Linked DNA regions of Homo sapiens: region 1 is linked to region 2. Evidence: chromatin loops called from intact Hi-C (ENCODE). Cell type or tissue: mammary epithelial cell. All regions are shown on one strand. Each heading gives the region's core, and the rest is flanking DNA. Links, peaks and the distances in the headings are about the cores only.

Region 1 (12,562 bases), core at 1,920-9,919, 48 kb before region 2:
AGCAATTACCCTGCATCCTAGGGTAAGCCAGGAAACAAGTCGTGCATCAATTCTGCATTTTTCTAATTCAGTTTTTATATTTTCTTCCTTGCAGTTTGTCATAAATGCACAGCAGTGAGGGGGCAAGAACATAACATGGTGTGGCTCACATAGCCCCGACGGACAGTGCCCTTTCCATGGAGGGCATGTAGGGCTCAGTGGCCGGCCAGCCTAATAACAAGTGGCAACAGGACTGGAGTTCCCCCTCTGCTGGAGTTACAACATCTCAGTAATGACCCTGACTTTGAATCGGAGCCTTCAAGAATACATGAGGTGACACTGCATTTGAGGGGGGGGCCTTGATTTTCTTTCCCAGGTGTCTCCTCTGGGCTGCGGTCACCCGCCTGTCACCTGCCTGTCTGCCCTGGGCTTGCATTTTAGGTTCACTTCACAGCATGTACCTGGAACTTTGCCACCTCCTGAAAGAGCCTGCCTTTGGTTTTGCAAATCTGCCATGTTCATTTTATCCTGATTTCTATTTCACATTGGGACACTTCTTAGTCTTTCCATGCTTCTAAACCTTTGACACCTTGTCTTCTGGTTCCTGTTCTACACCTCTCTGCTTCTCAAGGTGTGGCCCCTGGACCAGCAGTGTTAGCATCATCTGGGGGTTGTTATGGATGCAAATTCTTGAGCCACATTTCGGACCTACTGACTCATATGCATGATGCTGGAGTTAAGGCAGCACTGCTGTCGAGCACTGTCCTTCATTGGGAGCCAGAGTCAGGCACTAGGAGAAGCTGTATTCCTACAAAACCCACAATAGAACTGCAGCTTTCAAAGTTTTTAATGGTTATAGCCCTTTGGAGGATCTGACTCCTTATTTGCTGGGATTGCGCTGTATGCTGGCTGCTAGTCACTGGAATAATGAGGGAAAATACAAGAGGACCACAGAAACGCCTGCTGCGCTGGGCATACTCACCAGCAATTTCTCTTTTCCATTCAATATGGGGGAACAAAGGGCTTCTCTATTTGCATAATGTTGAATAATTCTGAAACTCATAATGCCTGATTTCTCCAAACCCAGCCCCTGGCTTATGTACAACTCACTGATGTCTAGAACTCATTCCCAGCCTTGATCTCCACTCCCACAGATGCCCTTTGGAGAAGGGTGAGGAGGGAAACAGAGGAACCCTGTTCTTCACAGAAACCCAAGCTGGTTTCTCTCCCTGCTGCCCCTTCCCCTGCCTTCTGACCCGATGGAGGCCTCACCCACCCAGGACTTGAGGGGAGGCCCCAGCCCCTCCCAGGAGTGCACTTCACCTACCGCACTGGTCTGCACGGACTCATTCTCCGGTTTGGCTTTTATATCCACAACCCCATCAGCGTGGCGGAAAGAGCAGTCGGCAAGCACATCATACAAGGATAGCTTCTGGGCCTTCAAGCCATATTTCTGCAGCCATGTCTTAGAGTCCCAGGTGTCTTCTGGATTCGATGCAATCTCAACAGAGGTTGTTTCTGACTCTGTAGAATCACAGCTTGTCAGCCATTCATACTGCATGAGCCATTCATATTACACCCCCAACTTAATATTGACCAACTTGGAACGTGTTCTTTATTAGACACAAAGCCCATGTTTCATTTCAGAAAACAGCTTTCCAAAGCAGGACTGGCAAAGAATTATTAGGCTTTTAATGGCAAAAACCACGACTACTTTTGCACCAACCTAATAATTCAAAAGACTGCAAAGCAGGGTTACTTTTTATTTCACTTCCTCCTCTACCAAAGTTGACTGGCCCCATGCCTGGGTGAAGGTGACCAGTAGACCAAGGCTGTGTGTCAGGAGCCATGTATGTGTAAGGATGGAGTCAGAAGCTCTGGCTTCAAGGCCTGGCTCCATCACCTTCTAGCAAGTTGCTCAAACTTGGGTGAGTCACTCCACTTGACCTCTCTGAGCTTAGGCAGGATTCTTCACCTGCAGCTGGAAGACAGTATTTGCTTGGCCTTCCTAGGTAAACTGCAGCAATCCAGTGAGAAAAGTTATGTGAGGCCAGGCATGGTGGCTCACGCCAATAATCCCAACACTTTGGGAGGCCAAGGCAGGTGGATCACCTGAGGTCAGGAGTTTAACACCAGCCTGGCCAACATGGCGAAACCGCATCTCTACCAAAAATACAAAAATTAGCCAGGTGTGGTGGCAGGTGTCTGTAATCCCAACTACTTGGGAGGCTGAGGCAGAACTGCTTCAACCTGGGAGGCGGAGGTTGCGGTGAGCCGAGAATGCACCACTGCGCTCCAGCCTGGGCAAGAGAGCAAGACTCCATCAAAAAAGAGGAAAGAATGAAAGAAAGACAGAAAGAAAGAGAGAGAGAGAAGAAAAGAAAGAAAGAGAGAAAGGGAGGGAGGGAGGGAGGAGAGAGACAGAAGAAAGAAAGAAAAGAAAGAAAGAAAGAGAGAAAGAAAGAAAGAGAGAAAGAGAGAAAAGGAGGGAGGGAGGAAGGAGAGAGAGAAGAAAGAAAAAGAAAGAAAATAGAAAGGGAGGGAAGGAGGAAGGGAGGAAGGAGATAGATGAAGGAAAGAAAGAGAAAGAGAGAAAGGAGGGAGGGAGGAAGGGAGGAAGGAGAGAGAGAGAAGAAAGAGAAAGAAAGAGAGAGAGGGAGGGAGGAAGGAGAGAGAAGAAAGAAAGAAAAAGAGAGAAAGAAAGAAAGAAAAAGAAAGAAAGAAAGAAAGAAAGAAAGAAAGAAAGAAAGAAAAGAAAGAGAAAGAAAGAGAGAAAGGAAGGAGGGAGGAAGGGAGGAAGGAGAGAGAGAGAGAAGAAAAAGAAAGAAGAAAGAAAGAAAAAGAAAGGAAGAGAAAGAAAGAAAGAAAAGAAAGAGAAAAAAGAGAAAGAAAGGAAGAAAGGAAGGAAGGTAGGTCACGTGAAAATGCTCTGTAATGTGGTGGAAAGAGAAGTGATGAGGTGGAGGCGATCAACACGCGAAGGCTAGGAGGCTGCCTCCCCTGAAGCCCCTTTGTTACCTTGGTGAGTGTGTCCTGACTCACAGCCTGGCTTTCCACCCTGCAGGCTCAGAAACCTCATGTGCCCTATCTAGGACAACTCACCTTAGCTTCACAGGGAAAAGAATAACCACAATGCCAATTGCCTAAACATCTCCAGCCTCAGGCACATTCTCGTGGTGTTTTCCAGAGGTAATCTACACTGAGAAGACTGTGTTATGTTACCTGAGCGGGACAAGCCAGCATATCACACAAGCAGAAAACTATTTTTCCAGATGACTCGAAACTTGGAACAGCACCTAAGGGAGAATGAGCTACTCAGGGGTGGACACAAAGGAGGGGTGAGGAACTGTGAAGCTGAGGAGGCACTGGTGTCTGGAGCTGGCTGTGCACATCTCCCAACTCCATGCTGGGCGATGGCCGCTTGGTAGGATGAAAGAGACCATGGTGGGAGTATTTATGGAATCTGGAAATCAGCACATGCTACACATCGGGGCTTTTTTCATTCCCGGGAGTGGGTTGTTAAACATTTGCACACCACTGGAAGGAAGGCAGAAAGGACCCTGAGATTTTGGCCCCACTGGGACCACGGGAGCCCTACGAAGACGCAGAAGGGGTTCCTGGCAGGGAAATGTTTTTTTCTAACATGAACTATCACGTAGGATGTCCACCAGCGCTATAGAGTTTTGTTTAACTCCACTTACATTAATGGCTCTCAACCTTTCACAGTGGCATCCCCTGAGGAGCTTTAAAAAAAATACTGATGCCTGAGTCCCATCCACTAGATTCTATTTTAACTGGTTTGGGAGTGTGGCCTGGACATTGGGATTTTACAAAGCTCCCCAGGCAACTGTATTGTGCAGCCAAGCTTTGCCACTGGCTTAAGGTGGAAAGGGCTTCTCAGTTATGACTTGGTAACCCCATCAGCTGATGCTTCCATCAGACACACATGCAAGTGAAGTACTATTAATTAAAAAGTAGCACTCACTGTTAGGGAAACAAAAATATGACCCAGGCTTTCCTATTACTATATTTAAGGGGATATAGAATTAGGATAAGATGGGAAGACATAAATCATGTTAGAGCCAATTCCTTCTGTATAATGTGTAAAGGACCTGCCCATTAATGCTTCATGAGACCCATGTCCTTGAATTTTAATAGAACACCATTGAAAGAATTCACTCTGAAACCTACTAGAGTGGGGACTTCTCAAAGAAGCTTGTTCTGGATTTTGAACTTTAAACCAACCTTGCATCAAAAGCCCCTCAGAGCAGCATCCCCGACACCTGGAGCTGGCTTTTCCATGAATCACAAAACATTTTTTCACGCTTCTCCGGGAGCTCAAGCCAGAGGCTTCTCAGAGCTCCGAGTCCCTGGGGTTCGCCTGCACACTCTCTCCCATCACAAAGAAGCAGCAAAAAGAGGATGCCGCCATTTCTGTCAGGGAGATCAGCCTCCTTGGAGAAACCCTTGGGGTGACATTTTCTTCAATTATTATTAATTATATTCCCATTCATTGTGTTTCTGCTTAGGAAGACCTTTCCTTTTCTCCTCTCCCTTTTTTTTCCTGATCAATAGGTGCAGTAGGAAATTAAATTTTCATTCAATTATTTCCATAGCAACACACACCTTATTATACCCTTCTGCTCTGTTTTGGGCTGCCTTCTTTTAAAAAAGTTAAGAGCCCTCTATCAAGTATAAATTCAAGTGTACCACAGAACTTCCTAAAAACACATTCGAACCAATCCTCGCAAGGGTTTTGAAAGAGTCAGAGACTAACTTCTGACTCCAACTTCACAGTGGACCAGGCGGTGCAGTCCTGAGGGCAGGATTCAGGCTCCCAATTACCATCTGAAAAGGGGGTTCAGGCAAGCCGCCAGAGCCACCTGAACTTTCATAGAGGAAAGAAAGGATGACCAAGCAATCAAAACCAAAGAACCCAGGCACTCTAAAGCTAAAGAAAGGAGAAAAAAAAAAAGGAGGGAAATCTTTTAACTTCCAGTGCTAATTACACCAATTAGTGGCTGAGTCTCATTTTCCTGGGAGGGGCAGGGAAGGGCATCATCCATTCACTAGCGTCACTTACTAAGGGGTCCTTTCCTTTTCCCTGCAGTTATCTTAATTAAAAATGTTACATGAATTCTCACCCACAGAGAATTCATTTATTATAGAAGTATGAGCTCACAGCTAATCCTGATTACATGGCTTTCCTATTCCACAGGACAGATTGCTAAAGATGTTCTTTCTGTTATGAGAAGGGAGCACATCTATGCCACAGAATTGACCAGCCCTGTCCTCCCCATCCCACTTGTCAATCTCAGAACATTTTTCAATGAAAAAGACCTACTGGGAAAATGCTTTTGAAAACCATCCCTGCTATAGCCAGGGCCACACACAAATAGATAAATTGGGCATAGGTATCAGTGCCCACTCCTCTTCCTGTCCCTCATCCACCCACCCTCCAGGTTCAGCTCCAGAGGGGCTCACAGCCATCAGGGATTTCTCACCACCATAACTCTCTTCTCCCAGCCTCCTCCACTGAATGTTACTTGCCTGGCACCTCATTCCTGCCACGCTAGCCCCACATGCCTTTCAGGGGGGCTGTCAGCGTATGAATAAACTGGAACTCTAGACCAAGTCTGATGTTTCCAAGAGTGGGTCCCACAGAAACTGCTTCCACTGCATGTCAGTGGCTTCTACTCAGGAAGAGGGCTCCTTAGACAAAAAGTTTGGGGAGCTTGAAAGGAAAGTTTCAAAGGATTCTTGATCACAGGACTTCTGTAAGACTTTCTTAGGGGAATGGGCAGTGGGGCTTACCACAAGCAAGATTCCCAAAGCTATTTAGCCCCAGAGTCTTTCTGCATAGAACATTTTAGAGGGCTTGTATTTGAGAGACCATAACCCCTGTGATCATGGGTGCCATGAGACAATGAACAAACTCTTGGCCACCACATGGGGAGTGGTACAGGAAAAGAATGCTGTGAATTAGCTGAAAAGGAAGGCAGAAGGAAAGAAGGAAGGAGGGAGGAAGAGAAAGAAGGGAGGGAGGGGAAGACCGAAGAAGGGAAGGAAGGAAGGAAGGAGGGAGGGAGGGAGGGAGATGTTTGGTATAATATGGAACAATTGAGATTAGGAAGTGAGACAGGATTGATGGAGTTAAGGAAATTTAGACTGAGTGACCTGAAATTCACATGTTAAGTGGTGATGATGAGGGAGGGAGGGAGGAAAGGAGGGAAAGATAGAAGGGAGGGAGGGAGGGAAGGGAGGACAGAAGAAAGGAAGGAAGGAAGGGAGGGGAGAAAAGAAGGAAGGAAACCAGAATTGAGGACAGCTGGGAAAGGAGGGAGAAACATAACAACTGTCAGGAAAAGAAATGTGGTCTCGCCTGCTGGTGAGATGAGTGAGGTTTCAGCCCTGTGAGCCGGTTCAGCATGGAGCAGCTGCAAGGGCTGTGGGTTCTCTGAAGGTAAGATGAAGCCCATCCCAATCTGAGATCCGGGAGCCAGGTGGCGACAGTGTGGTGTGAGAGAGAAGCTCGTCTCTGAGCAGTCAAGCCCTTTGCTGCAGTTGCTAACTAAACCTGCTGTCAACCTACACTTGCTAAAGTACCATGCAATAAGCATATCTGCCTGGCACTGCAGGGGAGCCAAGAAATGGGGAGGAGGGAATGAAGGAGATGGAGGATGGTAACCCACCAACATTCTACCAAACGGATTCATTGTGGAGATCAGGTAAATGTTCTCTGGAGCACCCCACGGGCTTTCAACAGCTTGATTATAATGTGTCTAGGTGTGGGTGTCTTTTATCCTACATGGAATCCATTTTGCTTCTTGGATGGGTAAATTAATGTTTTCATCAAATGTAGGGAGTTTCCAGCCCTTACATCTTCAAATATTCTTTCTCTCTCTCCCCCATCCTTTGGGGACTCCCATTGTTCACATGTTGTTATGTTTATGGTATGCCATTGGTCTCTAAGACTCTGTTTGGTTTTTTTCATTCTTTATTCCTTTTGTTCTTCAGACTGGGTAACCTCAATTGAGCTATCTAAAAATTCATTGGTTTGTTCTGCTTTCTCAAATCGGGGTGTTGAACCCCTCTAGTCAGTTCCTCATTTCAATACTTTGTACTCCAGAACTTTTTTCAACTACAGAATTTCTATTTGCTTCTTAAATAAAATTTCTCTCATTATTGATATCTCTAATTGGTAAGACAGTGTTCTTATACTTCCTATGTTCTTTAGACATAGTTTCCTGTAGTTCTTTGACATATTTAAAATCGCTTATTTAATATCTTTATCTAGTAAGGTCAATGTCTGGGCTTCCTCCTGGACATGGACAGTTTCCTCATGGACAATTCCCTCATGGACAGTTCCTATGGATTGCTTTTTTTCCTTTGTATGGTCCATACTTTATTTCTTTGCATGCCTCATTTTTGTTGTTGTTGACAACTGGACATTTTAAATAATAAAATGCAGCAACTCTGGAAATCAGATTCTCCCACCTGCCCAGAGTTTGTTGTGATTTGGTGGTTGTTTGTTTATCACTCCTGAATTCTGTAAAATCTGCATTCTTTATCATTTGTAGCCACTGGAGTCTCTGCTCAGTTAACTCAGTGGTCAGCTAATAATTGAACAGAGATTTCCTTAAATCTTTTGGACTATTCCTTGCTGAGGAGCTGTGTGTGTATCAGGCCACACTTTCCATGCTGTAGCAGTTAACAACTCTCCCTCAGCCTTTACTTCCTGCTTGTGCAGAGCCTCAGGGTCAGCCCAAGATGAGAGCTTAGGGCCCTCCTGAGTCTTTTTTTGAACATATGCATAGCCTGGGCATGCCCACAGCCCTGTGCATGTGCCTGCCTGGGCTATGCATGATAGATTCCCAGGAATACCTCAGAGCTTTGGAAAGACCAATGGACATCCCATTCCCCAGTTTTTCATCTTAAGTGTTTTGGTTTACCTCTTGTTTGTCCTGACTGTTATCTACAACCTTAGTCAGCCACAAAATTAATCAATCACCTCTCATTGTTTTTGACAACGGTTCCCAGGGAAAAGGCTTTTCCCACTGAGGAAGAACTGAGTGAAGTCAAATAAAGAAAGCTTTGTAACTGGGGTCTTCCAGAGAGCCAGTGAACAGGTCACATAATGAGAATTATCTGGAAATGAAGCTTTGAAGGAACTCCAACCCCATCCTGCCCCCTCCAGTGGCTGTGAGCCTGTGGTTTCCACTGTGATCACAAACTGTTCGTTTTTAAGGTTAGTGAGGAGCTGGAGCTGGGGAATGTGAATAGGACTAGCTAAAATGCCACCAGCTCACTATTCTTACTGAGATTTAATTATTTTTCTTGAATAAACACTTCCCAGATTGCTGCACACCTTGGGTTAATTTCTAGAGTTATGAAAAAGGTTGATTCTGATAAGGTCCTTATGCCTTCTATGAAGGAGAAGTTTTGAAGGTCCTTAACTCTGCCATTTTTGCCCAGGTATTTTTGGTGTTTCCATAATTAGGGGTCCAAATACACGAAATATAATTCCTCAATAGATTTGTTGTGCTTTTCCACAGTCATTTTTTTTTTCTTTTGAGACAGAGTCTCGCTCTGTCGCCCAGGCTGGAGTGCAGTGGTGCGATCTGGGCTCACTGCAGCCTCCGCCTCCCGAGTTCAAGCAATTCTCCTTTCCTCAGCCTCCCGAGTAGCTGGGACTACAGGCGCCCGCCACTACACCCAGCTAATTTTTGTATTTTTAGTAAAGATGGGATTTCACAGTGTTGGCCAGAATGGTCTCCATCTCTTGACCTCGTGATCCACCCACCTCGGCCTCCCAAAGTACTGGGATTACAGGCGTGAGCCACTGGCGCCCAGCCCTCCACAGTCATTTTTTAACAACATGATTTTTAACATTGACATTTCACCATACCTGTATCGCATTCCAGTATCTTTCCCAAGTTATATGTATAGCATCTACAAAATGCTAATCGACCAATTCTCCCAAATTTGGGGAGAAAATTTTCAGCAATTAATCTTGAATCATGGGAGAATTACATGGTATTTTTCTGCAAATGTTTGCCATGTGTGCTTTTTGTCTGGAAAATGCGAAGCTCAGTGCCCATTGGAAAATACATATTTGAGTAAGCACAGTCTTGGTCCTTTCTGGCATTCTCACTTGTTGCTTATCAATCAACCTTGTCAAAGTTCACTTGACTCTACACAGAGCTCTACATATATAAAGGCATTCTGAAGAAAATGTGAGTTCTGGGAAGAAATATTATTTTATCCTTTGCCTTGCCTGAAGTGTGAACACTTTGACAAGTGTGTCATTCGCTTCTGGTTGCATAAGAAACCAGCTGCGCCCTGCCCCAGATCTCTTCTGCAGCCTTCTTTGAGCAAAAAGGGAAGACACTCTTGAAAAGATAAACATGTACAAGTACTCTGTAAATTAGCTTGTTCTGCTCTCAAATTGCAAGTCATCCTGTTGGTAAAATAGTCTTCATCTAGTACACTTATTAAACATCTAGCATTGGTGCAGAACAGAAAACTCAGATGATATGTTCACCTCTGTGGCTATCAGAGTCCAAAAAACTAGGGGTCAAAGATTCAGAAACATGGGGTTCCTGCTTGATATGTCTATATTTATCTTTATACCAAGAATGTTCACTTCACCCCAATAGTGTATCTGAATTCTCCACCTACATAGTCAATTGCGTCCTTTATTTCTCTACCGGGCTCTCAAGGATTCTTCAGTCTCAATAGGTTCAAACAAAATGTGTCATTCCCCACCCTGACCCAGTTCTCCTCCAGCATTCTCTCAGTGTAGTGGACGACACCATATCCATCTAGGAGCTTACTTTTGACACCTCCATCTCCCCCACCCCCAAGTCCTATTGATGCGGAAGTGCTGGGAAGGGAAGAGCTGGTCCCTTTAAACGATATGGAAGTGGGGAAGGAAAGTGCTGGGTACAGGAAGGGTGTGGACCCTGGCTAGGGTTCCACCCCCATGGACCTAGGTGGGGACATGCGTTTCTGTTTTCCTGCCCAAATGTTGCATTTCCCAAGACCAACCTGGCCTGTCACGCCCCCATTCTGTGCAGAGACAGAAGCAGCTGGACATCGAGAGGAGCATATCGGAGGAGGAACACACAGGTGGCTGGATGTCGGGAGGAACGCACCGGCATGCCAGCAGGCCCCTGGCCAGCAGGCCCCTGACCAGCAGAATGACGCAGAGTTTGGCTGGGGCAGTCAGAGGAGAGCCCAGGCTGCCAAGCCGCCTGACTCCAGGGGAAAACCATCACCCTTCTAGCTCCCCTATCTGCTGAAAGCTAATTCCACTCAATAAAACCTGGCACTCATTCTCCAAGCCCACGTGTGATCCGATTCTTCTGGTACACCAAGGCAAGAACCCAGGATACAGAAAGCCTCTGTCCTTGCGACAAGGTAGAGGGTCAAATTGAGCTGGTTAACACAAGCTGCCTATAGATAGCAAACTAAAAGAGCACCCTGTAACACACGCCCATTGGGGCTGCAGGAGCTGTAAACATTCACTCCTAGACATTGGCACGGGGTTGGCACCCCACAGCCTGCCCATCTGTATGCTCCCCTAGAAGTTTGAGCAGCAGGGCACTAAAGAAGCGAGCCACTCCCCCATCACACATCCTGCAAGGGGACAAGGGAACTTTTCCTCTTTCACTGTCGATTCAGCACCCAAAGTCTCCCTCATACCTGCCCATTTATCACCTTCACAGGCTCCTCCTACTCTTGTCCAGGATGCCACCATCACTGTACTAACATCTTTATTCTCTTCCCTCATCCTGTTTGTCCCCTCATCTCCAACTTGTTTCCCACCCTGTAGCCAAAGTGATCTTTTTTTTTTCTAAATGTAAATCTGATCTTAGCATTCCCCTGCTTACAATCCTCTAGCAGTTGGCCATTGGTATGAAATTGAGGGTGAACCCCTGTACCGCGGCCTCCAGAGCCAGCACAATCGGGTCCCTGCTTCCCTCTCCAGACTCATCACTGGACACTGCACTCCAGCCACACTCCTCTTTTCAGTTCTTCTAAAGTGCTGTTCTCCTTTCTGCCTCGGGGCCTTTGCATATGCTATTCTTCTTCCTGGCATACACTCCCGGCTCTCTCCCATCTTTTCACCTCATTAACTTACCTCTTCAACCCTCAGATACACGCTCCAAAGTTATTTCCTCAGGAAACCTTTCCTTGACCCTGGGAATAGCTCAGAAGCTCCCACTTTTCCTCAATCGTAAATACCCCATTTGTGTTCATCCGATTTTCTACCTTCACGGAGCAAGAGATGGTTCATGTAGGTCCTGCTTTATGAGGGCCCGTTCCATGTCTCTTATTTACCATTACATCATCACCTACCATAGTGCTACATTGAGTAAGCACTAAATAAAGGAAAGAATAGACGAGTGGATTAAACTTTTCTTAAGCCATCATTACATTCTAACTATGTGACAGCACATTTCTAGGTGTTTTACATGTGTTTTCTGATGTAACTTTCCTAACAGTCCGTGGAGTAGGTATTATCATTATCATTCACATTTTGCAAATACGGAAACTGAAGCACAGATAATAAGTGTCTTGCCCAGCATCACACAACAGGAGTGGGCAGAGCCAGGTTTAATATTGTTCTGGTCGGGCACGGTGGCTCACGCCTGTAATCCCAGCACTTTGGGAGGCTGAGGCAGGCGGATCATGAGGGCAAGAGATAGAGACCATCCTGGCCAACACAGTGAAATCCCGTCTCTACTGAAAATACAAAAATTAGTTGGGCATGGTGGCGCACACCTGTAGTCCCAGCTACTCAGGAGGCTGAGGCAGGACAATCACTTGAACCCATGAGGCAGAGGTTGCAGTGAGCCGAGGTGGCATCACTGCACTCCAGCCTGGTGACAGAGCGATATACTCCATCTCAAAAAAAAAAAAAATCTTCCTAACTCTGAGTCTGTGTACTTCATCACCACCCAGGACTATAAAGACATCTTGCTGATTATTTAATACAATACTAATGAAAATAAGCACCATCCCCCTCTCCATTTGTTCAAAAAATATGTGCTCTAAACTCCTGTAGACCTACTGTAGGTTGCAACTGCCTGCAGAGCCTGAATGAACCTTCAGCCATTTCCTTGTCTTTTGAAACTGAATTTGGTATTTTGAAACAAGCAAGTATTTGGAGCCAAATCTTGAGTCTCAGATGGTAATCTTTTGGACTGTCTTTGTTCATGATTAAAGCATGACTACACAATGTGATTCGACTAATGATTTCTACTGAGTCACAAAATGGCTGTGAAGGTTATTCCAAATGAGGAGTTCCTGAAATGCTTTGAGAGGCAGCATCATCAAAGAAGGGTCAAGCTTTGGACAAATTCTATTCATTGATTGATTGATTCATTCATCCATTCATTCATTTTGAGACAGAGTCTCGCTCTGTCACCCAGGCTGGAATGCAGTGGTGCGATCACCACTCACTGCCACCTCGACTCCCCACTTCTCAACTCAAGCGATTCTCTCACCTCAGCCTCCCAAGTAGTTGGGACTACAGGTGCGCACCATCATGCCTGGCTAATTTTCACATTTTTTT
Region 2 (12,562 bases), core at 2,466-10,465:
ACAGGGGCTTCCTTCCCTCCTTTTCTCAGTGGGGTTTATTCAGTCTTCAGCACTTTGCAATTTCATCAGCTTAAAAGAAACTCCCATCTCCTGGCTTTCTGAGTAACCTTCCACTGTTTTTCTGAATCACAGCCTATTTCCCGCTGATTTGGTGACCTCATTCTCTGTGCTCATTAAGTTCTCTGATCACATTCATTGAATGAAAGGGGAAGTTCATTCCGCCTCCGTAAAGGTTCCTGTGCGGCCTCCGCCCTCACAAGGGGCAGGCCACTCCCTCAAGCTGCATCCGCAGGCCCTGCTTTCATCACAGGGAGGACAGCAGAAACCCCCTCAAGAACCGCAGGCACCCTCTCTGCAGCCTCCCAACTAATCCACACAGCAGAGTGGCTCTGCCTTGCCAAGAACTAACTCCGGCATTGACAGGCCCAGGGCCACATCTCCAGCAGGTTCTCAAGTTAGTAAACACACATCGCTTAGGCCATTTCCCTGGATTGTAAACTTATGCCTGGTTGCTACGCTGACAAACTCACCACTAATATCCATTAACTCTGCTCTTGCACTACATTAATAACATTATACAAAAGACATGGGGAGTCTCTCCCTCGTACTTTACTTCCTAATGATCCACGTCGTCTGAGGCTATTCGGGACATAAGCTACACCACTTCTTTTGGATTCCAGGTACCTGGAGGGAGTTTTCCTTTCAGTTTCCTTGAATTCCAAGTCATCACATTGTCACCATCCTTTGTGGAGAATGCAGGAAATTCTACACACTCTGTTCTCTCGGCAAATGCGTGGAATCTGAAACGTGAAGAGATGCTCATTAGGAAGGCAGTACGCAGGTGTCCGTGCATGCTTGTTCCTTCTCCTGGGACTGAACGTGCTCTTCGGCAGCACTGGGCATCTTCATCTTCTTAGCCATGGTCACTGCTTCTTCCTGCACCTTGTCAATTCCACAAGCAAAAGACAGGGAGGCAGAATAGCACAGAGAATTGTGAATGATGTGGGATTTTAACCGACAACTCATCCTTTCATTAGAGGGTAAATTAGCTCAACCAAATGGTATTTCTTGGTCCTGGGAAAATGACACTCTATGCTTATATTCTTTCTCTTGTTCCCAGGGTTCCGTCATGTCAACACAGCTTAGCCAAGCCAGGGGTCTAATGAGGGGCCCCAGTAGCACCCATCAGCTCTGTAGGTTCAGTGAGGACAGCTCATGACACAGACAGCATTTGCCTAATTTGCCTGCTGCTGATGGGCATCAGTCAACTTTAACTCAGCAAACACACACTTCCCCAGGAGCCAGGCTTAAGCACGAATGAGAAGCATTCCTGTGTAGACAAGTTTTTAGGACCTGTCTTTTCAAAGCATGGTCCAAGGAGCAGCAGGTTAGGAATACACACTCCCAGGCCCCCACCCAGCCCTGTGGAGTCCAAATATCCATTTAACAGGGTCCCCAGGGGGCTGACAGACACATGAAAGTTTGAAAGCACTGATGTAGTGCACAGGGTGATGGGCTAAGTCACACCCTCAAAGCCACTTAACTGGAATCCAAAAAGTCCATAAATAGCAGGACATTTCTTTCAGGTGGACAGAGGAAGTCACAAGTAATGCTCCACCAGCCACGCAGGAGTTCCGTCTCTGCCTAGCACCACACACTCAACTCAGAGAAATCCCAAGCACCGCTCAGGATGGAAATGTTGGGAGAAGTCTAGGGAACCCACCGCGGCTATGGAAATCCTCAGTCTCTTCCCAAAGGGTTTCAGGCGAGACTGGAATAATGACTTGACGGCAATTAAAATGTCAGCCTCATTCTGGTGCCCTTCCTAAAGCCAATGAACTCTTAGCCTGGTCATTCCCAACTCCTGCAGGAGCTTCATCCAGAGCAGAAATGTCCAGCTCCCTTGCCCTGTAGGGCAAGGAGGGGAGATGGGTGAGGTTTGCCCCAGCAGGCCCCATGCCCTGAGTGTCAAGGCCTTTGGCACCCAGGACCTTCCACTCTCTGATCTGTTTTCTAGATTAGAAAAGGGAGCAGGGCAGAAATTTCCTCTGGCTGATATAGTCTCGCTTGTGCAGAAGCAACTCAGCATTATGACAGGCTGTTTGAGCCTTAGAGCACAGCGCTGTGCTTGGACTGGTGGTTCTACCCAGACACAGCCTCTGGCACAGGGGAAGCCGGAGTCCAGTTGGAGGGTCACCAGACCAGGCAGCCTCCTGCAACCTGAGACACTCAGGACATGCCACTTGCAGCTGGAGAATAACTGCCCTCCAGCTGGGGCCCCATGGCCAAAGGTGCACCAAGACCAACCAGAAGCCATGGGGTGTCCAGGCAGGGAGTGGAGAAGGCAGGGGCACTACTCGTGATGGGTTACGCTTGCCTGCAAAGGCCCAGAGCATGGACAGGAGGATACATCAATACCTCATCCTTTTCTGCAAGACCCACCTCCATGGCTGCATGGCCTCGTTAGGTAGCTGAACCACAGCTTCTCTCACAGGAAATTATTCCCTGGGCTCTAGCATGCCCCAGATGAGCTAATCAGAGAACAGCAAGAGAGGTGACTGGCCAGTTGCCTCTTCTCTTTCAACTAGCGAGGTCACAGGAGGGAGCCCCCTTCTGTACTTAGGGGCTCAGGAACCCAGAATGGGAGCCACATACTTGATGTTAAAAGATTTCAAAGTGCCGTAAGAGCAGCCACAGCAATGGTCCTTAGAGTCCCAAAGTCTTGTTAACAATGAAAATTTCTAGCCCTTCACAGATCTTGAAAATTAGAATTCCTGGGGCTGCGGCTATAAAATTTGCATCTCAATCAAGCTCTCTGGGCAGGTATTATGCAAAGTGATGGGAAAAATTCATATTCCCGGGCTCTCTCTATGACGTGGAATGAGCCGGCAAGGTGAAGCCTGGCCTCTGTATCATTAACAAGCTCCCCAGTGACTGTGATGAGCACCTACACTTAAGAACAAGATGCCATCTTACCCTGTTAGGAGGGCTGTTATCAAAAAGAAAAAATGACAGATGCTGCTGAGGAGGCAGAGAAAAGGGAAGTCTTATAAATTGTTGGTGGGAATGTAAATTAGTACAGCCATTATAGGAAAGACTATGGAGATTTCTCAAAAAACTAAAAATAGAACTACCATACAATCCAACAATCCCACTACCAGGTATTTACCCAAAGAAAAGGAAGTCGGCATATCAAAGGGATATCTGCACCCTGTGTTTATTACAGCACTATTCACAATAGCCAAGATACGGAATCAACCTAAGTGTCCATCAATGGGTGAATGGATAAAGAAAGGTGGTATATACTTAATAAATACTATTCAGCCACAAAAAGAAGGAAATGCCGTCATTTGCAGCAACATGGATGGAACTGGAGGTCATTATATTACGGGAAATAAGCCAGGTATAAAAAGCCAAATATCGCATGTTCTCACTCATGGGTAGGAGGTGGAAAAGTTGATCTCATGGAGATGAGAGTAGAATGATAAATACCAGTGGCTGGGAAAGGTGTGAGGATCGGGGGATAAAAATAGGTTGGTTAATGGGTACAAACGTACAGTGAGATAGAAGGAGTAGGTTCATACAGTGAGATAGAAGGAGTAGGCTCTAATGTTCCGATGGTAAAGTAGGGTGGCTATAGTTAACAACAGTGTATTTTATATTTCACAATAGCCAGAAGAGGGGACTTAAGATGTTCCCAACACATAGAAATGATAAATAAGGTGATGCACATCCTAAATCCCGACTTGATCATTCCACATGCTATGCATGCAACAGAATATCACATGGGCCTGTGGCGAAAAGAGAGATCAGATTGTTACTGTGTCTGTGTAGAAAGAAGTAGACATAAGAGACTCCATTTTGTTCTGTACTAAGAAAAATTCTTCTGCCTTGAGATGTTGTTAATCTGTAACGCTACCCCCAACCCTGTGCTCCCTGAAACATGTGCTGTGTCCACTCAGGGTTAAATGGATTAAGGGCTGTGCAAGATATGCTTTGTTAAACAGATGCTTGAAGGCAGCATGCTCGTTAAGAGTCATCACCACTCCCTAATCTCAAGTACCCAGGGACACAAACACTGCGGAAGGCTGCAGGGACCTCTGCCTAGGAAAGCCAGGTATTGTCCACGGTTTCTCCCCATGTGACAGTCTGAAATATGGCCTCGTGGGAAGGGAAAGACCTGACTGTCCCCCAGCCCAACACCCGTAAAGGGTCTGTGCTGAGGAGGATTAGTAAAAGAGGAAGGAATACCTCTTTGCAGTTGAGATAAGAGGAAGGCTTCTGTCTCCTGCTTGTCCCTGGGCAATGGAATGTCTCTGTGTAAAGCCCGATTGTATATTCCATCTACTGAGATAGGGGAAAACCGCCTTAGGGCTGGAGGTGGGACAAGCTGGCAGCAATACTGCTCTTTAAGGCATTGAGATGTTTATGTATATGCACATCAAAAGCGCAGCACTTTTTTCTTTATCTTGTTTATGATGCAGATACATTTGTTCATGTGTTTACCTGCTGACCTTCTCTCCACTATTATCCTATTATCCTGCCACACCCGATAATGATCAATAAATACTAAGGGAACTCAGAGGCCGGTGCCGGTGTGGATCCTTGGTATGCTGAATGCCGGTCCCCTGGGACCCCTTTTTCTTTCTCTATACTTTGTGTCTCTTTCTTTTCCAAATCTCTCGTTCCACCTAACGAGAAACACTCACAGGTGTGGAGGGGCAACCCACCCCTTCATGGGCCCTATAAATATGTACAAATATGTATCAATTTAAAAATATTTAAAGAACAAGTGCTCTGGGAAGACGTTGTACCCATTTCAAGGAGAACTTAGGAAAGGATTTTATAATTCTCCTTGTAACCACAGAAGTAGCTGATCTTTCTCCACAAGAGACCTAAACTTACACACACACATACACACACACACACAGACCCAGGGTGCAGGGGCATATGTTTTTAAATGCAGGTTTTATTACTATTCGGGTATTGTGAGGCCAATAGATAAGGAGCCTACTGCCATTGAAAAGATAGTTTGTTACTCATGGTTCCCCTATGGACTGAATTGTGCTCCCCCAATCCCAAGCCAAAAAAATTCCTATGTTGAAGCCCTAATTCCCAATGTGACTGTCTTTGGAGATAGAACAGGAGGTAATAAAGGTTAAATGAGGTCATAGGGCAGGGCCCTGATTCTATAGGATGAGTGACCTTATAGGAAGAGGAAGAGACACCAGTGAGTGCGCCCTCACTCTCTGTCTCTCTGTCTCTCTCTCTTTCTCCGTCTCTCTGCTCTCTCTCTCTCCACACACACACAATGTCTCTCTCCTCTCTCTCTCCTCTCTCTCCTCTCTCTCCTCCCTCTCTCTCCACACACACACACACACACACACACACACACACACTCTCTCTCTCTCTCTCTCCTCTCTCTCTCTCACTCTCTCTCTCCACCGTGTGAGAACAGAGTGAGAAGGCAGCTGCCTACAAGGCGGGGAGAGAGACCTCACCAGAAACCGAATTCTCCTTCACCTAGTACTTCCCAGCCTCTAGAACTGTAAGAAATAAATACTTGTTAAGCCACCCAGCCTGTGGCAATTTGTTATGGCAGCCCAAGCTGACTAGCCCAGTTCCCAGGAGGAGAGAGGGGCACAGCGTGCCACGCAGGCCACACAGGGAAGCACCGGCTCAGCCGGGAGGCAGAGGGAGTGAGGGGAAAGGTAGGTGAGGACCTTTAGTGTGGATTCCAAGGGAAGGAACAGGAGAGGAAGGGTAAGCAGGCTATTTGAATAATTTCCCTGAGCTCTGGGGTGTAGGGGCTGTCCCGAGTTTTCTGGTGTGTGGCCCTGGAGTGATTAGGGTAGAGAACAGCGGTTCTAAGTGAGAGAGCCTGGATTGGCAGTGTGGGCTCTGGTTGGTTTGCATATGAAAGTGTGCCCCAGTGAGTAATTTGCTATCTCTAGGAATTGGCTAGCCCTGGGAGGGACAGGGTCTCCTGGACCAGCAAGGCACCAAGAGGTCAAAGCATAAGAATTGCAGAAAATAGAAAGTCATGATTAATACAAGACGGAGAAGAAAAGATGCAGAGAGACTAAATAATATACTGGAAAGAGGAGAACACAGCAACAGATTGGTTAAAGCCACGAAGAATGCAAGACCCACTGTTGATCCTGTGTGAGCAGGCAACCCGCTTGCTGTCACTCAAGAGCACATTTTCTGCCTACCTGCTGTGGGTCTTGGCACTCAGATCCTTTAGAAAAGCTATAGTGCCTTCTCCTCTGGCGTTGAAGGACACTGTGTAGACTGGACACGGGATCTCCAAGGCCCTCTGGAGGAGAAGCTCCTTGGATTCTTCAGGAACATCCCCCACCACAAAGTAGTAAATGGATTCAATCTGCAAAACAGTGGTGCCAACGGTTTATCTCCCTCACATGCCCTAGCTTGGTACTAGTCTCATCAGTAATACCCATTCTACAAAACGATCTCTTAGAAAAAATGGGCAGAAAGAATAGCAGCCCTGCCCAGGGTTTTCTGAGGACATCAGGGCCAGTCAGGAAGTGAGATATTCAAGGCTTGGTACCAGGAAGGTCTGTCAACAGTGGCTATTGTCTTGGGTAAGGCACGAGAAGAATATGGTTGGCAGATTTGGAGAACTTCCTCTGGGCCACAAATATATCGCACAGGTTCGGAGTGGTTATTTTCAAGTCAAGCAATGAAGGAAGGACTGGCACAGCCACTGCAGGCAGGGAGCTTATCTGCCATTGCCCGCGGCAGTGCCAGAATCCTACAATGCAAACTCATGCATCCTCTGTCTAAGGCAGAATGTGGAAAGGAGGGCACATCCTCAGCTGGCTCCACCTCTGGGCTCACCTAAGCAGGGACTCACACGCCCGGAGCTGGGGTGAGGCTGTCCTGACTGTGCACAGCTGGTCAGATGCCAGGTCCGCCTGCAGTGCCCTGCTTCTTGCCGCCAAACCAGGCCATGAGAAGAATGGAAGAATAAGCAACCCCTGTGTCAGGACACACCCCCCCCCCCCCCGCCCACACACACACACACACACAGCTTAAACCAGTGATTCTGGAAGATGCACACCTCCCCCAGTAAGCAGACAATCCCAGAGAAGTGCCAGCTGCTGAATTGAGAGACAGAGAACTCTCTATCTCAGGGCGGCCGCCCCTCCTGCTCTGCTGCAGCCCGGCCACCCTCGCTCCTCCCGGGACGGTGCTTCCACAGTCCTCCCCACCCCTGCCACCCAGGAGCTCTGTCACCTCAGGCAACTGACCTAACTTCAGTGTCTTCCCTTGTTAAAAGGGAGATAATGCAGTTTATTATTCATGATGGCATTGAAACAGGATGACTTCCAACTATGTGTGCATTTCTATACATCTCAGAAAGTAAAAAACCCAAGGAGAGCCAGGAATCCATATCCTCTCAACCTGGCCTATAAATGTCCCGATGGACTGTGTCCACACATAAATGGGGGAAGAAACCCCAGCAAATGCATTGTGTTAGAAGGTAAATAGATGTCACCATCCCTTTAGGATTCATGACCCTCTCCTTGCTCTAATCCCAAATCCCAATAAGCTGAAGATAGTCAACAAATGGCCTCACCTCAGTATCTATCCGAGGCCTTAAATGCACCTGGCCGGGAGGGTGGGGGGCGGGAGTCCTCATGGTTGATTTCTAGTTGGTTGGGGTGCTCTGCCTGCAGCAGATGGAGCAGACTGTGCCAAGGAGGTGGAAGGGATAGGGGTGGGACGCAGTGGGTGGGGCCCAGACTGGGACTTAGGAGAAGGACAGAGTGGGAGCTGAGATCAGGCCACTTGAGGCACAGAAAGCCCTGGCCCCTCCCAGGCCTCTTTCTCTCAGGCCTTTCAACGCCAGCTCCTGATTCTAAAAAGTACTGATCGAGCAGTAAAAGACTGAGGAATATTGTAAATTTATACAAGTCAGTAAACTGGAAGCGAGAAAAAACCCTGAAGGAAGGAAGAAACCATCTTCTCCAGATTCCTTGTAGCCAGCCAATACTGCTCTTCCAGCAGATGCGTTCTGTTTCACTCTTCTCCTGGTCTGATGCATGACCTTGTGGGAGACACATTTAAACGGCTTCCACTTAGCAGGCCTATTATTTATCCGAGTTTTCCAGCTGCGGCAGTGCCCAAGTTTAGCATGGGGACAGGTTCATCCTGTTGCAAGGATCTAAGTGACACATGGCCTGAGACAGGGGAGCAGACACAGAGTATTTTCTAGGGTTGGTCAGATGAAGAGGGAGGTGAGGACACACATCTCGAGGTGGTCTGTCAGCCACTCCTGACACCACACACGTCCAATGCACGTCATGTAAACTCAGCTTCTTTCCTCTGGCACTAATCCCAAAACCTGAAGTTCTTGTGCAGAAATGTTTTTCCCTTGAGATTTCATCAAACTGAAAATTGCTGTGAGTCAGGATTTATTTTCCTTTACTAAGGTTATGACATTATTCACTATTCATTAAGTTCATTACTCGGCTTCTTAATCACATACATTTTCAGTCAACTCCCTGTGTTACGCTACAGATTTCCTGGGACATGCTTTACATTGAGACCACCTATCCCCCCCACTCTCCTGTACACGGTCTTTCTGCCTCTCCTTTCTGCTCACGTGATGACACTTAGAAAAACAGAAAGGTGGCCGGGAGCGGTGGCTCATACCTGTAATCCCAGCACTTTGGGAGGCTGAGGCGAGCAGATCACGAGGTCGGGAGATCGAGACCATCCTGGCTAACACAGTGAAACCCCGTCTCTACTAAAAATACAGAAAAATTAGCCGGATGTGGTGGCAGGCGCCTGTAGTCCCAGCTACTGGGGAGGCTGAGGCAGGAGAATGGCGTGAACCTGGGAGGCGGAGCTTGCAGTGAGCCGAATCGTGCCACTGCACTCCAGCCTGGGCGACAGAGCGAGACTCGGTTTCAAAAAAAAAGAAAGAAAAGAAAAACAGAAAGGAGGATAAATATGCTACCTATTCCTGTCTGCCATCAAACTGGCAAAATGCCTCTTAAAGCAAAATGGCTTTAATACTGTTGGCTATTTGGGATGATAAACTAAAATGAATTATCTCACTCAATACAACAGTCCTGTGGAGCATGAATTATTACCATGCCCAGTTTACAGATGAAGAAACTGAGGCTTGGAAAGGAAAACTGAGTTGGCCTTGAAGCTGGTAAGCCTAGGCTGCCTGGCCCCACAAGCCCTGCCCTTGCTGTCCACGGCTACGCTGTGCTATTTGTGGCAAGGCTGGTCACCTGTTAGAGATGAATGTGAGCCCCAGAATTCTGAAAGTAAGAGCAAGCAATAGAAGGTGGCCCCAGACAGTCACTTTTTTCACTTCTGTGGTTACCCCACCATCCAAGGGTTCAGGCTCCTACCCCAGATACCAACATCACTGACCAAAAGTTGGGACCAGGAGATTGTTTGGCTTAAAGGAGTTATCCTCATGGGAATCTGCTCCCTTAACCAGTGTCTTTGAGCTCCTTGAAGGCAAAGTCCAGTCCTGAGGCTCAGTAGCAGCCTTCAGTCCAGGAGTAGCTTCCTCACCGACCACATTTCCCTAAATGCTGATTTGCACCGAATTTGATAAAATACATGAGTTCCATTCAGCTCCTTTAGAGTGAGTAAAAAGCTCTTGCCACTTCATATGACATCAAGTAGGGAGGAGCCTTTATGTTTTCACTTGAAATTCCTTATTCTATCTGGGCCATTCATTCTGCAGCTTCACACAGTAACATGCATTCTGCCCCGCCAAAGAGTCCTTGACATCTTCCTAGCTGCAGCTTTTGGGGGAAGAAAGAAACAGATTAGGAGTGTGTGCTTCTACTCTGACTGCCCTCTGCTCCACTGGCCAGAGCCTGTGCTCTCATCCCCTAGGCTTCCAGGTATAAAAATCTTCACTCTTCAAAGAGCAAAAAGAAAGTCAACCAGAACAGCAGCAAAAGATCCAGCAAAATTCTGTCTTGTTCTGCGTACACCTTTGAACACTGCAACATTTCTGGCCAACTCCAGTCCCTGGATCTGACCTCCAAATCCTCCCTGTACCTGTGGGAACCCTCTGCTGTCTCAGCCCATTTCATCTGATTCCCTCCATGGTAGTGACTGTCCCCATGGTATTGATCTAGTTCACCTCTCAGATCCCTCCTAGGATCCTTGACCACCACCGACTTTCTGGCCTCCCAGGTTTCAGGGTCTCTGTCCCCACCTGCCATCCCCACCAGGGTCCTACAAGACTCAGCAAATTCACCTGTTCAATCCCACACAGACCATCTCACTTCAAGTCACAAAACCCAAATCTATGCCATAGCTTGGAAATGGGACCCACATCTTCCCCTCAAACACAAGAATATGAAAATTATTTCCTTTCCAACCTTTCACTGTTCAACAAGCATTTATAGAGCCCTTGTTAGGCATCAGAGACACAAAAAAGAAAAGATCTGATGCCTGCCTGAACCACTAAAAGGAAATAAATGAACTGCCAGGGTCATGGATTAATGTGGCCAGGACTTCGGCTTTCAGTCCAGCAGTGAAGGTTCTTTATGAAATCATGTGGGTCTGTCTTTAATCCACTCACTTGGTCTCCCAGGAAATATGATTAAAAGAAACCAAAAACTAAACAGATGTGTGCCAGCAGGTGGATAGAAGAGAGGCTAAGAACAGAATCAGAAATGCAGGTATCTTCTGGGTAGGTGGCCTTGTCCTGGCAGAGAAGCAAAACCCCTTGGTCTTCTTAGGCAGCTTAGAACCAGGGCTCTGGGTAAACAGCCTTCCCTTTCATCCTGTACACCACCCTTCCTCGTGAGGCCTGGGAAGCTACTAACTTCCAAAGATGCATGTCCTGGACCAGGGCTACTGAAGAGCAGAAACTCTGTGCCGGTCCACACACCTGGTCTCTGAGGATGTCAACCCCCTCAACCACCAAACATGTCCCCAGGACCCCACGTGCTGCCCTCCCAGTGAGCCAGGTTCCTTTTCATGAGACACAACAGTAATTCATCTATCAATCATGCTCTTTCAGTGCTATGTGTCGAGCCAGCATTTCAACAGACCTCCCACTCTGCATGTGCTCTTCTTAGACCTCAAGGCTCTCTCTCGTTGCTTCCTGTTTCAGTCTTCCTGGCCCGCGGTGGTTACAAAGCCTGTGCCTGGAGGGGGCCAGGAGCCTCTCTGGGCATCTTCCTTCTCCATGACCAAGCACGTGGTTCAGCCCTACTCCTCATGTGGGCTTGGTATAGAAACGGGACTTGCATGTTAATTTGTGGGCACAAGACAATGCCCACTTTCCTGGCTCCTCTCAGCACCCGCTCATGGAGGGAGATGCTAACTTGCAGCAGGCTGTCATCAGTAGGAACAGTCTAGGTGTTTATATTAGCTGCTCAAAAAATTCTTTAAGCCTTCCATCTTTTCTATTCAGAGCAAACTGCAGCCATCTGGATGAATTCAGAACTCGCTGGGATGGGCATGACAGGTGTGGAGCAGAGAAGCAGGACTTATGGGAACCCACTCCCCCCTGCCACACACACATGTGTTTTTTAACTCCTCATAAAACATAGGACACGGCATTTTTATATGCAAGGCAGTTGCATTTGCTAGAATTTTCCTTGAGACCACCCCCAGATCAAGGCTGTGGGCAGAGGGGCACAGCGGTCTGTGCAGGGCTTGCATGTGCTGCTCCACGGTCTCTTCTCAAAAGCTTTCAGGCTGCATTTGATGATCAGTGCCTGGAAGCTTCTTTCTTGATTCCTTTTCTTCCATAGGACTTCCCTGGAACTCACTGAATTGTTCCTTACTTCCTGGAATAGGAATGAACCCCGGAGAAAGGAGAGGCACGAACCAGAAGGAGTGAAACAGAAAGACAGGGTCACTGGCGGATCCTGCAGTCAGGTCAGGGGGCCACAGGCAGCTGTGACCACAATAGCCAGGTTCATAGACAAAGAGAACAGCTGTGTGCCCAGGCTCATGCACACACACCCTGAGCCTGGGAATGTTCCATTTTTTTGAATGCTTATTAAGGTGTCCAGACACTTGAAATTTTACAGATGTTAAAACAAACTCAAAGGACCAAGGAACAAACTAGCTTGTATCTGGTTCTTCTTTAATGGAAAACATTTGTTCTTTTGGCCTTGGAAGGAAAAGCAATGTGTTTCCAATTACAAACCATTGCCCTCAGTATTGATAAACACAGGCCGGTGACCACTGGGGGCTATCTTTCAAGATGCCAACACGTGGCTTCTTTCTCCAACAATGGACTTCTTGATGCAGCTGGGTAAAGTCTGAAACCTACAGAAACCCCAGACTTCCAGAGTGGAGGAAGCACATAATTGTTAAGTAACTGTATCCAAAGGCAAGCAGACCTTCCCACAGGGAGTCCAGGCTGGCCAAAGGACCCCGCCTGCCCAGAGTGTGTCTCCACTGGCTTGCCACTGCCCCAACACTCCCATCACTAGAGTCACTCCCAGAAACACAGACCCTGTGGCTCAAAGAGACATAACACACCACCATCTAATCACTTCTTCCAGGTAAAGCTTTATTTCCAAAAATGTCC

The links. A loop is a pair of places that touch in the nucleus more often than their neighbours do. Peaks named below come from ENCODE experiments on the same cell type or tissue, not always from the same donor. Only the 100,000 strongest peaks of a DNase experiment are listed, where the experiment ranks them.
Region 1: it touches region 2 in a loop (2.2-fold over the local background); 2 of 110 quality-filtered maps call a loop at or near these places.

Annotation. Positions count from the first base shown.
Region 1 is chr2:98,169,957-98,182,518 of GRCh38, reverse strand. VWA3B (von Willebrand factor A domain containing 3B) reads right to left here. Exons shown (of 28, transcript NM_144992.5): 9 at 1,307-1,503. Among named protein-coding and RNA genes, the nearest start is that of VWA3B, 89 kb to the right of the region's middle. In mammary epithelial cell, for the core only: a CTCF peak has its summit at 6,489; a DNase peak (open chromatin) is centred at 3,118; H3K27ac peaks cover 1,659 bases.
Region 2 is chr2:98,122,062-98,134,623 of GRCh38, reverse strand. VWA3B (von Willebrand factor A domain containing 3B) reads right to left here. Exons shown (of 28, transcript NM_144992.5): 6 at 6,216-6,385; 7 at 685-800. Among named protein-coding and RNA genes, the nearest start is that of VWA3B, 41 kb to the right of the region's middle. RefSeq lists enhancers at 154-203, 224-283, 1-954, 2,269-2,855, 3,814-4,640 and 1 more and silencers at 5,784-6,078, 10,893-11,002. In mammary epithelial cell, for the core only: no CTCF peak of the experiment used is centred there; a DNase peak (open chromatin) is centred at 6,873.